2 separate regions of the Homo sapiens genome follow, and region 1 is linked to region 2. Evidence: chromatin contacts called from ENCODE Hi-C or POLR2A ChIA-PET data. All regions are on one chromosome and are shown on one strand. The core of a region is the stretch at or near the end of the contact, and the rest is flanking DNA. Distances in the headings are between cores, read along the strand shown. Region 1 overlaps LINC01727 (long intergenic non-protein coding RNA 1727). Region 2 holds the start of LINC01727 (long intergenic non-protein coding RNA 1727).

Evidence for each region. A loop is a pair of places that touch in the nucleus more often than their neighbours do. ChIA-PET counts read pairs that join two places held with the same protein, here RNA polymerase II (POLR2A). Pooled maps may share reads with other maps.
Region 1: a map of dorsolateral prefrontal cortex shows a loop between it and region 2 (3-fold over the local background). The contact joins the enhancer-like site here to the promoter of LINC01727 in region 2. A Hi-C loop is called at or near these places in 6 of 168 maps with a recorded cell type or tissue (A673, OCI-LY7, dorsolateral prefrontal cortex and 2 more), 4 of 37 single-sample maps with no recorded cell type and 12 of 50 pooled maps. POLR2A ChIA-PET finds 5 or more read pairs at or near these places in 1 of 52 experiments (A673).

What each region holds. Positions count from the first base shown.
Region 1 is chr20:21,606,593-21,609,693 of GRCh38, forward strand. The region is part of intron 1 of LINC01727 (long intergenic non-protein coding RNA 1727); the gene reads left to right. Among named protein-coding and RNA genes, the nearest start is that of LINC01727, 38 kb to the left of the region's middle. Within about 2 kb of position 1,484, at least 3 of the 41 ENCODE cell types and tissues checked have a DNase peak (open chromatin) inside an H3K27ac peak, as active enhancers do; they include A673 and dorsolateral prefrontal cortex, where a contact is called at or near this core.
Region 2 is chr20:21,568,443-21,571,722 of GRCh38, forward strand. LINC01727 (long intergenic non-protein coding RNA 1727) reads left to right here and starts at 1,582. Exons shown (of 4, transcript NR_109880.1): 1 at 1,582-1,806.

The DNA of each region.
Region 1 (3,101 bases), core at 234-2,733, 38 kb after region 2:
TTAATTTCTTCTTTGGTTGCCTGAATTGTGTTTGTTTCCTCTGGCGTTGTTTAGTTTTGTTTGTTTGGTGCTTCTGCTTTGTGTAGTAGTTAGTATTCTCCATATTCTTGGTGATCTGTTTCGGTGTTCATTTTTAAGAAGGAAGACATGGATCCATTTTTCTAGGTAACTTGGTGTGCACTTTTGCTGCTGTAAGCTGTGTGGCTTGGGTGAGGCGCCTGCATGAGGGCAGGGCTAACTGACTGATAGGCTTCACATTAGAGAGAAGAGGCAGGCAAGGAGGTTTTGGGCCTGGGGACCCCCAAATGCCAGAATGAGGAGGGCATGGCCATGGGTGCTTTTACACACTCTAGGAGTCCTGGATCCTAACTCCTAGAAAGCGTGTTCAATTTAGAAAAGAAAGCTTTGTCGTCGCTGTTGTCTTTCTCTTCCCCAGGAGCCAGAGGTACAAGCTGGGTGGGCAGCCTGCCCTCTTTGTGCTCAGAGTTGGAGGAAAAGTAGGGCAGGGTGTAAGAAATGAATGGTGCAGTGGGTTGGGAGTACGTTTTTAATTCCTCTCCTCTTTTGCAGTCCTTTTTCCTCAATTGCTCAGCCCTGGTCTGCTGGCTGAGGAGCCTGTGTCCTGCTGGCAGGGTGGCCCTTTCCCTGCTGTCCCCTCCTGTGCCTTCTGAGCCACCGTTTCCCTCACACAGCCTTGTTCATCAATACACTCCGGCCACGCAGGCCCTAGCATTGTTTTTTAGAAACCTCTCATCTTTTGCTTGTTGGTTTCCTTACTGTTATCCTTTGATCTTAAGAGATTTTTATTCCTTGATTCCTCCATGTTCAAGGTGTCTTAGGAGAAGAGGAAGACAAATAGTATGCCCTGTCTCTATCTACAATTTGTCCCTTTTTTAAGATTTCTACTTTGGGTTAATTTTCCTGGTATTAGAACAAGTCTTGCTTTTGGCCAAGCCCAGGTATGGGGAATAATTTGGTGTTCCTTTCAACAGATGTTTCAATATTTGTTCATTTGAGGAGAGGTGTCTGGGAGGGGTGCTGGACAGCAGCAGCTGGTGGTGGCTTGACAGGTTCTTGGCCATCCCAGGTGACTGTGCCTAGTCCCTAACTCACAGGCCCCAGCCCACAAAACAAAAGCCAGTTCTTAGCCAGCACCATCCGCTCTAGGTAGAAGTTCACTGACCACCTGTAGTTACCTAAGCTTGACTCCTGGGAACTCTGATTCCCTACCCCTAGAAGCTTATTATAAAAAATCTCCTTTGGCCACACTAGATGAGACATGCTCCGGTGAGTGCAGTTTTCTTCATGTGATTCTATTTCCAGTGGCGTTTGGGCATCTCTCATGGAGAGCTCTCCCATTCACGGGCACCTCTGTGCAGGTGGGTTTCCAGGAGAGCCCAGCTGGGAGCACAATTCGGGAGAGTTTCAGAGCCCTCCTTCTGTGCCCAGCAGAGCCACTCTAAGATCCACTGGCGCTGGGACTGCGCCCACTCTTGGCTGCCTTTCCAGGCCATTCAGCAGCCCATTGTTTGCCACAGCCACACTCGAGTCTCTCGGGCTGTGCCCATTTCCAGCAACTCTGAGCGGGGTCACCAATTAAAGGAGGAAACAAAACGTTTCCTGAGCCGGCGGCCTCCGGCTGGCTCTGCTTCCTGTTGCTGTGTGAGTGCGGGGTTCTCGCGTTGCCCACGGCTCCCACCGTTCTCCGTGTGTGTCCCTCTCCACGTCTTCATTATTCCTCATTAGCTTTGGTTTCCTCTCTCCCCCTCCCCTTTTTACACGTCTGTTATTTCCAACCCTTTAGCCACACAAAATGAGGGGTGCCCTTTTCCTGTCGCCTCGGGAGTCACTCCTCCCTCTGCCGTCACCTGCGGATGCCAGGCCATGGCACTCGGCCACTTCTCGGCCACAATGGGAGCTCTCAGAGCCGGGCGGCGCGGCCTGGGCCGGGTGCCAACATGCCACAGCGAGGCAGCTCGGCCTGCAGAGGGGCGTGAGCCTGGCAATCAGACCCTCGCAGAGCCGCCACCGACTTGCTGTGGGGTCTGGGGCAAGTCACTTGACCTCTGCTTAGCTCCTCGTCCCGGAGAGGAAGTGAAGATGGCTTTCCTGGGACGCTGGAGGAATTACCAATGAAGGCAGGATGCCTCCTGGCCCAGGCCTAGAGACCCACTGCCAGCCTCTTGGATGGGTGATTTTGTGCATGCTCTCAGACAAACACACATACACACACACACACACACAAATACACATGCACATGTGTAGACACACATGCAAGCATACATATATTCATGCATTCATATATGTACTCATAGACAAAAACATAAATACATATGCACAGAGACATACAGACATACATTTACACACAAACACACATGAACAACCAATGCAGACACACACAAACACATGCACACTCAGACACAAAAATATTTCCACACCCACACAAACACATTTATATACAGACTTACACACTTTTTGTACACTTATACACACAGTCACAGACTTATTCTTACCCAAAATATGCACATATACATACACACATTTACACACAGACATACACACTCACATACAAATGCATGTTCACCACATCAAGGATACATATAAGTGTGTGTATATGAGTGGGTTTCCCAATGAAACAAATATAAACCAAATAAAATTTCAACTTCTCTTTATGAAAACAAAACAAACAGCTTGAAATCTCTGGGATTTTGCCTGTTCTTTTCTTGTTATACAGCAGTCAAAAGTCCTTGGCCTGTGTGTGCTAGTCACTGTGCCAGGCACAGTGAGGCATATGACAAACAGCTGATGTGGCCTCAGGCCTTGAGAGACTTATGGGCTATTCGGGGAACACAAGCCAATGACTCAGGGCACTGACATGCTAACACACTCGGGTAGAGAGCTTATGGGAGGGTCCAGCTGTGGCACAAAAGATGGAATGTTGCATCCTGCCAGAGGAGAAGGATCAAGGAGGGCTGCATGGAGGCAGGGGCTCTTGATTTGGATGGCCCCGCCAGATCAGGGCAGACCACTCATTTAGCTGGGCTTGGTGTCAGAGCCACAGGCAATGACTCTGACTCCAGACATGCATGTGGAATGTGTGG
Region 2 (3,280 bases), core at 332-2,831:
TGAGCTTTTTGGAAACTGACTCGTAGCAGTCATAGGCAAGGGCCACTTCCTTGAGGAAATGAATGAAGACGTCTTGCTTTTCCTAAGCTAGGTTCCCCGTTTGTATTTCTTGACAAGGGCCAAATGTGTCATACAAAGGACTGTTTTCATTGTCCCTGTTTTTCAGTTTCCTCCAAGCCCTACCAGCTTCTCTGCTTCTGCAGGAAGTTTACCAGGAAACAGGTGCACAAAAGGAAGAATTTGCTGAGGCCCTGGCAAACTGGAAACTGAATCCAGGTGGCCAAGGTCTAATCCTCCCCTACACCAGGTAATTTCTCTCCCTTGCATCTGATCTTGTGAAGTCCATAGTTCTCAGGTGGCCCATGGCTCCTCCAGTACTTCTGGAAATCTTTGCACCAGTGCCTTTTTTTTTTAATTTTTTATTTTTTGCCATACATGGCTTTGATTCTCTGCTACACATTTCTCAGATGGTTTTATGAGACCTCAGGAATAATACCTATTTCTTGGCTTTGTGTGAGGACTCAGTGAAACATGTTAGGAATGCTGTGAAGTCTGGTTGGCAGTGCAGAATAAGGGCTCATTTATTGGACTGGTTGTTGGGTCAGGTGGGGCAGTCTATCTGTAGATATACAGACACATAGATCAATGAACATACAGATGGAGATACAGCTATATAGATAGATGCACATGTACACATACATATAGTGTATTCACATACATGTATTAATTCAACATTTTTTCTTTTTTGAGATAGAGTCTGAGTCTGTCACCCAGGCTGGAGTGCAGTGGTGCGATCTCGGCTCACTGCAACCTCTGCCTCCTGGGTTCAAGAGATTCTCATGCCTCAGTCTCCCTAGTAGCTGGAATTACAGATGTGTGCCACCACCACGCCTAGCGATTTTTTTTTTTTCTATTTTTAGTAGAGACAGTGTTTCGCCATGTTGGCCAAGCTGGTTTTGAATTCCTGACCTCAAGTGATCTGCCCTCCTTGGCCTCCCAAAGTGCTGGGATTACAGGTGCGAGCCACTGTGTCTGGCCTAATTCAACACTTTAACAAATAATCCAGTGCCTACTATATGCAATTCACTGTATTCATATTTACATGAGTGGATCAATTATTAGTCCTATTTGTGAAATCCAAAAAAAGAATCTAACATTTGAATTTACGTAAGAAGTGTTGGAAAAACTGTTTTCCCAAATGAGCTAAGATGGAGGAATGGGACTTTTAGGAGTCGGCTTCACAAGTTACCTGCTAATCATTGATCTCAATGTAGGCTAATCCCAGGCAGTGAGAGATGGCCATTCGAGGGCATCACTGCAGAAGACCTGGCATTCTGCCTCCTTTTGGAGTCAGACTTTGGTCCCCTGCAGTGTTTGCCATTGTGGGGGCATCAGATGCTGATGGGCAGAATGAATGTGGAGGAAGTTGGCTTCACTAGGGCAAGGAATGAATGGCCACCACTGCTTTTGTGCCAAAGGACTAAGCCTCCCTGGGAGAGAGGACAAGAACAGGCTGGAGGAGGGGTGCCCTTCATCATCTTGTGAGCATCTGGGCCAAGTTCAGGGCTGGTGCTCTCGTTCAGATAGATTTAGCTGGTGGTGCAGAGATCCGTGAGCTTGCTTTTACAGGACTTTAATGATATATAAAAGCAGCACGAGGTGCTCCTGACTGTGGATTAATTTGGAGATGACTTTCTCTGTTGAAGAGTAGCAAGACTCTCGCGAGTTCTTAAAAATGCACTTGTTTGGTATGAGAATGAAAAGCAGTGGCTGAAGAACCAATCTTCAATGGGCAAGCCTTCTCTGGTAAGTTAAACAAATTCAGGCTGGGATTTAGAGGAATTCGTGCTTGTGTAAGGATTAGGGCATGCCAAAGTGAAAACTCCAGTATGCAAAAGTATTACTGAGAGGTGATTTAGAAATACAGATACTTGCGTTTATTTGACAGATCTGGAGCAGTTACTGTCTGCTGCAAAGGTTGCCACTACGGATGCAAGAGGAAAGGGCCCTCATGATTTCTGTTTGATTGTGGCCACCAAGACTAAATGGCGGAATGTAGGAATTACAAAAGCATGGAGGAAGGGAGGGAATTTTTGCAACTCATGAATAACCTTGTAAATGGAAAAGCCTGCTTTACCCCTGAAAAAGGAATAAAAGACTTGAGTTTACATGAGAAGTGTTAAAAAAAATTTCCCGTATACCCTTGCCTTCTGGTTAATTCCATTTTAAAATTGTAATTTAAAGCTAAATTAAAAGTAAGCCAATGTTGTGGAGGCGTGGAGTGGAATACAAGTACCTGGGCCCCACTTCCCAAGATCTGGATTTAGCTGGTCTGAGATAGATCCTAAACTCTGAATTTCTAACAAGCTCCCAGGTATGCTGATGCTGCTGTTCTGCACGTCATACCTGGGGTGGCACTGAGTGAGAGGTTGTTAGTTTTCCATTTTTGAAGGTATTGAGCAGAGAATGGTTCTCAAATTTGGCTGCATTAGAGTCAACTGGGGAGCTTTAAAAAAGCCCTAGTATCCTGACTGCATCCCAGATCAACAACAGCAGAAAGTCCCATAAAAGCAAGCTCATGGATCTCTGCACCACCAGCTACATCCATCTGAACAAGAGCACCAGCACTGAACTTGGCCCAGATGCTCACAAGATAATGAAGGCTGTGGGGTTCAGGCATCTGTATTTTTAATAGCTTCCCACATAGTTCAATGTGTAGCCGAGGTGAAGAACTGCTGCTCTAGGAGGAAATTATTTGAGGCAACGGCAACCAAAGGTCTTAGTCATCATGAGGTGTCAGAATCACTTTGGAGACCACGAATATTTTGTAACGCTTCCTGTCCTATCTTGAAATGAAATTCACAGATTGTATAATCTACTTACATGCATCATTACAAAAAGTTCTTTCTGTAATATAAAGGAGAAACAAAAGAGAAGTTGAAAAAGGTAACTTTTGGTAAACACACACACACACACACACACACACACACACACACATATTCGATAGGTAAATGCTTGGGCACAAGCTCTCTAGAAGACGTAATAAAGTATCCAGGTGTTTGTCTTGTAAGAATGTGATCCCGACAACCCCAGAGCCAGGCCAAGCCTGGAGCACAGGACCAGTGACTCAGACACTACCGGCTTGGCGTCATGGTGCCGTGGTTTTCCATACTGGTGAAAAACGCTCAGTAAATTTCTAGGCACAACAACACACGTTGACTGACTCTGGGTTCCTGCATATTCCGCTCATACTAAACCAGGCGATAATGCTCTATGATTA